Regions from separate parts of the Homo sapiens genome. Here region 1 is linked to region 2. The links are chromatin contacts, found by Hi-C or POLR2A ChIA-PET in ENCODE. All regions are on one chromosome and are shown on one strand. The core of a region is the stretch at or near the end of the contact, and the rest is flanking DNA. Distances in the headings are between cores, read along the strand shown.

Region 1 (4,396 bases), core at 621-3,120, 300 kb after region 2:
GAGCAATCCAGAGGTGGGAGCCTGTTATTTGACTCCTCCAATAATTTACTCAACCCACGTTCAGATTCTTTACACACACATCTGCCCACCGCTTTCCCTAGATTGGGATTCTCTCAAGAGTAGAGATTGTTAGCTTCAATTTTAACTCCCTCCACTCCCAGCCCCCAGATCCTCGAATGTATTAGCTTTCACATTTTTGGCAGTTAATAAATATTGACTGAATTAGATTAGTCCCAAATGAGCTCTTAGAATAAAAACACTCAAAAATAAAGAATCTCCATTTTTCACAAAGTTTTTACTGTGGTGTGCTGTTGGAGTGAATCACCTTAGTCAAAACAAGCTATTTTGGCAATAAAACCAATGACAGACTTAGGTAAAAACTTCCCCCTCCCCCACATGTTAATACCAGAAACTTAATTCTCTACTCTGTTTTATAATATATATCCATGGCAATAGACTATTAAAATCGCATTCTCAAGTTATAAATACCATAAACCACATTTTCACATGGTGGCCTAGCCACTGTCTTTTGCAACAATTTGGCATGGAATTACAAGTAGCATCCATTAAATTTCATATGCCCTTTAATTTTTTTATCTCTTCATTTGCATGCATGTATTTTATAATCATTCATTCTGGTAATAAAACCCACAGGATCTTAAATTGAACTGAAGTCCCAGATGCTTTAAAAGAATTTATGTTGCATAATTGTACTGGTTGACCTGAAAACAAACAACAACCTATGATTTAAATATTCTGCCCAGGAGCGGAGTCAAACTCTTCCTTAAAATTCTGTGGTTTCTATTGACCGACTTATTGTGAGGGAAAGATTCAGAAAACTAAAGGGACTATAAAAATGACAAAGCAAAGGAAGCAGACAGTAGTGGCTTTCTGAAGATTTTATCATCTAGAACCATATGCATATTTCAAATGAAATATTTGTGAAGCAGCTACAGAGCTTATTCCCCAGTCAGGGAGGGGAGTCAGTGGATTAACACCAATGATTTGTTTATGGAGACAAAGGAAAATAACTCTACTTACTTCAACAGGAATAACCTGAGAAAGCCTAGGCAGGAGAAATGTTTAGTATTTGGAGGAACTTCCCAGGACTTGAATTTGTTGTCCATTTTTATGTAACAAAATACATCCAAACTTAGCAGCTTAAGGCCACAGATATCTTTTTCTGTGGCTCAGGGGCCTGGGAGTATTTTAGCTGGGTTGTTCTGGCTTAAGGTCTCCATGAGGTTGCAGTGAAGCTGTTTGACAGGGCTGCAGTCTCACATGAACACTCAGCTGGGGAATGATCGTTTTCTAACTCACTCACATGGTTGCTGACAGGTTTTAGTTCCTTGCTTGCTGTTGGCTGGAGACTTTAGTTCCTCACTCACCGTGTGTGCCTCTCTGAAGTGGCCTAAGCGTCTTCATGATATGACAGCTGGCTTTCCCCAGAGTGAGTGATTCAAGACAGAAACAGAAAGAAAGAATACCCAAGTCGGAAGTTGCACACTTTTACTAACCCACTGTCAGAAGTGCTGTTATATGGGGTTGGTTATCCAGACCAACCCTGGTACAGCGAGGGAGCGTATAACACGAGGGTATGAATCCTGCAGGTGGGGGTCATTGGTGGGTATCTTAGAGACTGCCTCCCCCAGGGTTGGACTGGGTAGGGACAGTGACTCAGGGCCACAACCTGGAGATGGCTTATAAATCATGCCCTTGTTTGATGAAATGTTAAAGAAAAAGAGGAGAGAGGGCTGAAGTAACAAGGTGGCTCTCAGCTGCCTTCCTTTTCATCTTCTACCCAATGCTACATCTCCACACCTTTTTCTTTGAGCTGTTCCTGGAGAACACCAGAATAATGACTGGAGAGAACCCTTGTTTAGTCATCAGGAGTCATGTGATCTGGGTTTAAATGTGGTTTGACCACGAAAAACTTGGAGGCAGAAGGATGTATTATTAAATGAGTATAGACTTTAGAGTTTAATAAGTTTCACTCAAAGTCAGGCCTCAGCCCTTACTGGATGTGTGATCTTTGGTAAAGCATAGGCAAGCCTTGTGAGGTTGAGTGTGTTTGTACATTTTACCTTTTAGGATAATATTTTACCTTTTAGGCTGGTTGAAGGTTAAATAAAATGCGATTTCCCTTGCTTGTTCCCTGTGGGATATTAAATCATCCCTTCACTTCTCTGGATTGTATCTCAATGGGAAAATGACAATGACAGGGGCTTCTACCCAGTGGGGTCACTGATGTGCTCTCTTTGGGACTCTGAAGTTCTGAGCTATGCCTTAGCAAGCAGATTATGCAATCTGTGCAGGGGGCTGGGCTGGGGATGGACACAAGATCAAACCTACACTATGGTGACGGTGGGGATGGGCAGGGGCAGGATGAAGAGACGGGCTGAGAGCTGGGCTTTTCCTTATGCCTGAAAAACATTTTTTCACAATGTTTAAAGGGAATATAAGAAAGAAATCTGATTGATGGTTGCATATTTTTGGTATTGCAGAAATAAGAGAAATTGTCTAGTAAAAACAATCTTAGATAAAAAACAGTGTTAAATCTCTTTTTCTTCAAATACACGAATGTTAGTCCATGTTTTCAATTTGAGACAATTTTTTTTTTTACGGAGTCTCACTCTGTCGCTCAGGCTGGAGTGCAGTGGTGCGATCTCGGCTCACTGCAACCTTTGCCTCCTGGGTTCAAGCGATTCTCCTGCCTCAGCCTCTTGAGTAGCTGGGACTACAGGCGCCTGCCCACCACGCCCAGCTAATTTTTGTATTTTTAGTAGAGACGGGGTTTCACTATGTTGGCCAGGCTGGTCTTGAACTCCTGACGTCAGGTGATCTGCCTGCCTCGGCCTCCCAAAGTACTGGGATTACAGGCATGGGCCACCATGCCTGGCTGAGACAATTTTTTTTTTGTCGCCCAGGCTGGAGTGCAGTGGTGTGATCTCGCTCACTGCAAACTCTGCCTCCCGGGTTCATGCCATTCTCCTGCCTCAGCCTCCTGAGTAGCTGGGACTACAGGCGCCTCCCACGACGCCTGGCTAATGTTTTGTATTTTTAGTAGAGATGAGGTTTCACCGTGTTAGCCAGGATGGTCTCGATCTCCTGACCTTGTGATCTGCCTGCCTGGGCCTCCCAAAGGACATTTTTTTTTTAAATGACAAGGAATAGAAATCCACTAGCTCAAGTTCAGAAAGGCAGTTGGTGGAGGATGGGGTTAAGTAAACTCAAAGAATCCAACTGGAACTGGGAACTAGAAATCAGAAATGAGGCTATTTTCACTGTCTCTGTGGAGTTTGTTTCTTTAAGTTCTCTCTGGTGCCTTTCTTGACCTACTCTCCCTGCTTGCCCGTCTTGCAGGACACTATAGGCCCCAGCTTTGCATCATAGCCTTTGGGCTCAGTACCCACTACAGCCTATCTTTATGTCCTGTTTGCTCAGATTTGAAGAAAGAGGATCTTACTGGTCAGTGTTTAGAAAGCAAATTGGCTGGCTTTTGCTTATATGTCCATCCTAAAACTGGTTACATGGCAGTTTTCTAGAAGGAACTGCAAGAGAGACAGTCAATAAAATTGCATTTGGGAAATTATTTCACCCAATAATACATGGTGAGTATGTAGAATGAAAGTGGTTATCTGGCTACCTCTTTGCATTTAGGAGGACAAGGGTGGGGGATGGAAAAGTTTGAAGCTCAATGCAGAGGAGCTAATAGACAATAGACAGTCTGTCTCAATTCTAGGGGATACAAATCTGGGGGTGGGGAAAAGAGAAATCTCCTTTTTTCTTGTACCTAAAGTAATGCACATTCTCTAAGTCAGTAGTTCCCAGACCTTGAGAGCTCTTGGAGTAATAGAATTAGAAAAAATCAGGGACTGACATAGGTTGTGGATTTTATATTTTGCCAAGTAAAATATCTTAAGCCCTTCACAATTACTATCTTTTTTTATCATTTCATAAAACAACAAAAAAAGTATTTCCAAAGAAATGCAAAGGACATACAGACTACAGAATAGTTCTCTAAATTAAATAGATTTAGCCTTATGACAAATCAACTATATTGTCCTTATTTACTTCCTCTCACTCCATGCAAACTGTTAAAAATTTCATCACGGGCTGATGCTTGTAGGCTGACTTGTGTGTGGGAACTGTTGCTGTAGTTTATAAGGAGGGACACATAGGTCATAGAAGGTTAGAGTAAGTCATCTAGTGACAAGATGAAAAAAACTGAGCCGTATTTGATCATTCATTCATTAGACAAATATGTGTTGAGTACCACTATGTGGTTCATAGATATTTAATAACTTATTTAAGAATACTAATTAATTTTTGTTAGTTAATTGCAGGATTGGGCAAAAAATTAGTAATCTTTCTTCTTATGCCTTTCAAATTGGAT
Region 2 (4,283 bases), core at 1,576-4,075:
AGACTATGCTCAAATCTTTAACAGAGAAAACCCCTACAATTGGGCAAACAAGATAAATATTTTAAACATGGAAGAGGCTAAGCTCAAAAAGGTTTTCCTATTTAAAAGATTATTCCAAAAATCTCACTTCAAAGAAAAAAGATACCTAATTTTCTCATGCTTCCAATTCTGCTTTAATATTTTACTTTGAAGTTTCAGAGCATTATAGCTAAAAGATTCTCAAAATATTCTGACTGAAAACCAGGTGACTGAATTCATTCATTTGCCTCAATCAGATTATATAATCAGATTTTTCCAAACCTTAAAACATATGATTCAAACATACCCATCAAAAAGTACAAATACGCACTAGTACATTTTCTCCTGAGTACATTTTGAACAATCTACTCAAGTGGATCATTTACAAAATAAGAACATAATTCCCTGAATCAGTAAATTTTATTTTCATGAAAGGATGACAAAGAAATTCCATTTACACTATCACGATTTACATTTTCCTACAATTCATGCAGCTTTCTTCAATTCACAATCTACAAACCACAACAATGCACAAATTTGATGTTAGAGGATACTTTAATGTTTAGTTCTCATCTCAACAGTCACTGTTGCTAGTGTCTCTCATTCTCACTCTTCACTGTTACTTAAAGAACAAAGAACTAAAGAAGCCAGAAAGAACTAGATCAAGCGATGAGACCAATTTTCAGGGTAAGGCATAATAACATTAGCTAATCAAAAACTGGAGTATTTCTATCATTTAATCCTGCAAGACAATACCTCCTGTTTTCCCTCACTTTCCTTCCAATAACTTGACAGAAGTCTGGGGAAGGATGGATCCCAAGCAGAAAACCTTCACAAATGTGAAAGAAAATGGAAATCCTAGCATAGTCACATGACTAACTAGAAATCCCAGAACTCTGTCAACAACCTTTGTTTTCAATGCAGAAATCATTTCTGTACTTTTAATGACCCATCATTCAACCTCACTTGAGCTCCTCCAATAATTGGCACTACTTTACCAAGTTATTAGACAGTTCTATTAGTAATTATTTGAAAAATCATTCTTCTCTATGATTCAAATATGTCTAACTATTAACTATTTCTTACGTGCTATAGGGCTAAATAAACAAACTCCTCAGCTTTAAATGAAAATCTTCAGCTACTGGAAGGCCTTTCTCCCATTCTCTCATTCTCATTTAAAAAATGTGTGACCTATCAATTTCAAAAACCTATTCCAGTTTCTCCTTAAAGACTCCTAAAAGGGAACACAGTGCTTAACTCACGGCATCTTTTTCTTCAATACTTAATAAGTTTATTCTCTTAATTGACAATGCAATGAGAATAGTAAAACTCAAAATCTCAACTGCTAGTAAGATCTAGAAAGTCTAGATAAAAATTCATAAAAATCTGTCACTGTAACTGAGGCTGACAAATGGTGTTACGACAACTGAACAGCTAAATGCAAAAGAAATGAATTTAGAACCCTACTTCACACCATATAAAAAATTATCACAAACTGGGTTATAGAACTAAGAGCTAAAACTCTGAAACACTTAGAAGAAAACATACAGGTCAATCTTTATGACCTTGGATTAGGCAATGGTTTCATAGATATGCCACCAAGAGTACAAGAAACAAAAGAAAAAAACAATAAACTGAGATCATAGAAATGTAAAACATTTTCATTTCAAAAGACAACATCAAGAAAGTGAAAACCCACAGAACAGGACAAAAGTTGTGTAAATCATATCACAGATATGAATCATAACATTTGCATCCAGAATATATGAAATACTACAACTCAATAAAAGACAAGCCAATTTTGAAATCTGAACAGATACCCCAAAGAGTAAAATACAAACGGCCAATAAGCATATGAAAATACGCTCAACATCACCAGCTATCAGGAGAAATGCAGAACAAAATCACAATGAGGTGCCATTAGGATGGCAATCAACAAAAAAACAGTGATAAGGGTTGACAAGGATATGAGAAAGATGAGAAACTGAAACCCTCATTCACTGCTGGTGGAAATGCAAAATGCTGCAGTCCTTTGGAAAACAGTCTGGCCGTTCCTCAATTATTAGCATTTAATTAGAAATAATGAATTAACAGGATTTTAAAAAACATTTAGTATAAAACTGACAAGTGTCTTTTTTATTTCACAAGAATGAAAAATATACATCAGGACATGTTTCATATATGAATATATATATAACCAACGACTACAATAACTCATTTTTAAATTCTAGGAGGCAATAAAACAGCCAGTATACTTGACGTGCCATGGAGAAGTGCTGGCAATTTTCTTTATGATTCACTAAGACAATTAAAATAGCTCATTTATTTATTCAATTTCCAAGTTTTCAAATTTCCAAGTAAAAAAATTACCCTCCAAACTGACAAAGATTTTATATTTCAAATAGTAAGCTAAGGAATGACTTTTAATCAAATTATGGAATGGGCTATTAATCATTATTAGCCAATACAGTTGATACAGATACCACATTTCTTTTGTTTTTAATTTTTTGGAGTACACAGTAGGTGTATATATTTATGAAGTACACAAGACATTTTGATACAGGCATGCAGTGCGTAATAAAAAATATGAAACACTTTGTAAAACTGTGTGTCATCCTTGTGCAGGGGACATGCTAATCTTTGTATCATTCCAATTTTAACATATGTGCTGCCAAAGTGAGCATCAGTTACCGCATTTTTAAAAAGGTAGTCATTAAGTAGAAGTGGCTCTGTCAAAATAAGACCTGTTAAAGCACAGGGTGCTGAATCCCACACCACTTTCTGACTCAACGGCTAGATATGGGATTCAGCCAAGAATCTGCATTTCCAACAAGTTAGCAGGAGATGTTGATGCTGCCAAGGATCACACTTTGAGAACTACAATACTATGCTGAATCATCTAACACAACAATATTCTTTTTAAGACCAAAAAATGGTAATATTAATAATCCAATCATTTGTTAAACATCGGTTATGTAATAAAATTAAGATACATCAGAGAAGCTTTAAATCATCAGGACTTTCCCAGTGTTGTTTGCTCCAATTAGTACATCTTCTACTAATATGTCCATAAGATGCCTTTCAAGTCCTACATCCATGAAGCCTTCTGATTCCTCCAGCTAGAAATAACTGCTTATTCCTTTGAACCTAAGTCATCACTTGTAACACCCATAAAATACTGCCAACTTGTATTACTTGTTCAGCTATTCACATTCAAGACTTTCTCACCTACTAAACTAAGTTCCATGGTAGCCTACTAACAAGCATTTTCATATCCCTCAGAATTCTTGGCACTGGCTCTCCATAAATATTCAATAAATATGTCTTTAGCAAATAATTAAAATCAATATATCCTTGATTTCATCCCCCATTTTCAGCCAAAAAAAAAAAAAGGGCACAAGTCAAGCTTTTACAGAGAAATGCCCAAATCAAATCCTTTTCAAGTGACTGTACATAATGTACGGTTGTAATATTTAACCATCTAAGTTTAGGCTTAAGGAATAAGAGCATTAGAATGGCAGTTTTAGCAAAACCCAGTTTCAGCAAAAACAACATTCAGTTGGTGAACTAACCTACAGTTCTCTTCTCATAAAATGCGTTCAACAATACAAAAGTTTGATTGTTTTAAAGAGTAATCTGCCACAGATTATAATCAATGTGGAACCTGCTGCCCAAGTATAATTCTTTCCATAATGTATTATTACATTAAAAAACCCTTTGTGTTATTCTATGTATCTCAACATACTGCCACCTGACCTACATACAGAAGCTCAACTTGTATATCTAGTTCCCAAGTCCCTTGAGTCATTTCTTTTATGGTATCTCTAACATCATATAAAACAGCACAGAATTGCAACATCTTAAAAGTGTTTAAAATTATCTGTAATTCTCAGTATCATTAAAAATTCTTCTACGATATAACTCCTTCTACTATCCTTTCATCTGTCTGCCCTTTATAGAGTGTGAAGAAAAAAAGAACACAGGGGACCTAATGTTATTTATCTCCAAAACCTAAAAACACAGTATCTGGTATAGCAGGTGCTCAAGAAACACTTTGGATTGCAATCATTGTTGTTACTTGCTATCTTGTATACTATTCTTCACACAGCTCATTAGACTACTAGTATCAACATCTGGCAATTTAGGGAAGACCTGAGATCTATAACAGCTGCAGATCAAGTCCTAAGTACAAGAAAAGGGTATCAAACATGCAGTTCTATTTAATCTTCAATGGACCTGAAAGTTAGAAGAGACAAGGAAGAATT

The links. Hi-C counts contacts between places; a loop is a spot of excess contacts on that map. ChIA-PET counts read pairs that join two places held with the same protein, here RNA polymerase II (POLR2A). Pooled maps may share reads with other maps.
Region 1: a pooled map shows a loop between it and region 2 (3-fold over the local background). The contact joins two enhancer-like sites. A Hi-C loop is called at or near these places in 4 of 50 pooled maps. POLR2A ChIA-PET finds 5 or more read pairs at or near these places in 2 of 52 experiments (BJ and activated T-cell).

The regions. Positions count from the first base shown.
Region 1 is chr3:177,425,846-177,430,241 of GRCh38, forward strand. No RefSeq gene overlaps it. Among named protein-coding and RNA genes, the nearest start is that of LINC00578, 14 kb to the right of the region's middle. Within about 2 kb of position 1,871, at least 5 of the 41 ENCODE cell types and tissues checked have a DNase peak (open chromatin) inside an H3K27ac peak, as active enhancers do.
Region 2 is chr3:177,123,419-177,127,701 of GRCh38, forward strand. The region is part of intron 1 of TBL1XR1 (TBL1X/Y related 1); the gene reads right to left. It also overlaps the pseudogene RNU6-681P. Among named protein-coding and RNA genes, the nearest start is that of TBL1XR1, 72 kb to the right of the region's middle. Within about 2 kb of position 2,826, at least 2 of the 41 ENCODE cell types and tissues checked have a DNase peak (open chromatin) inside an H3K27ac peak, as active enhancers do.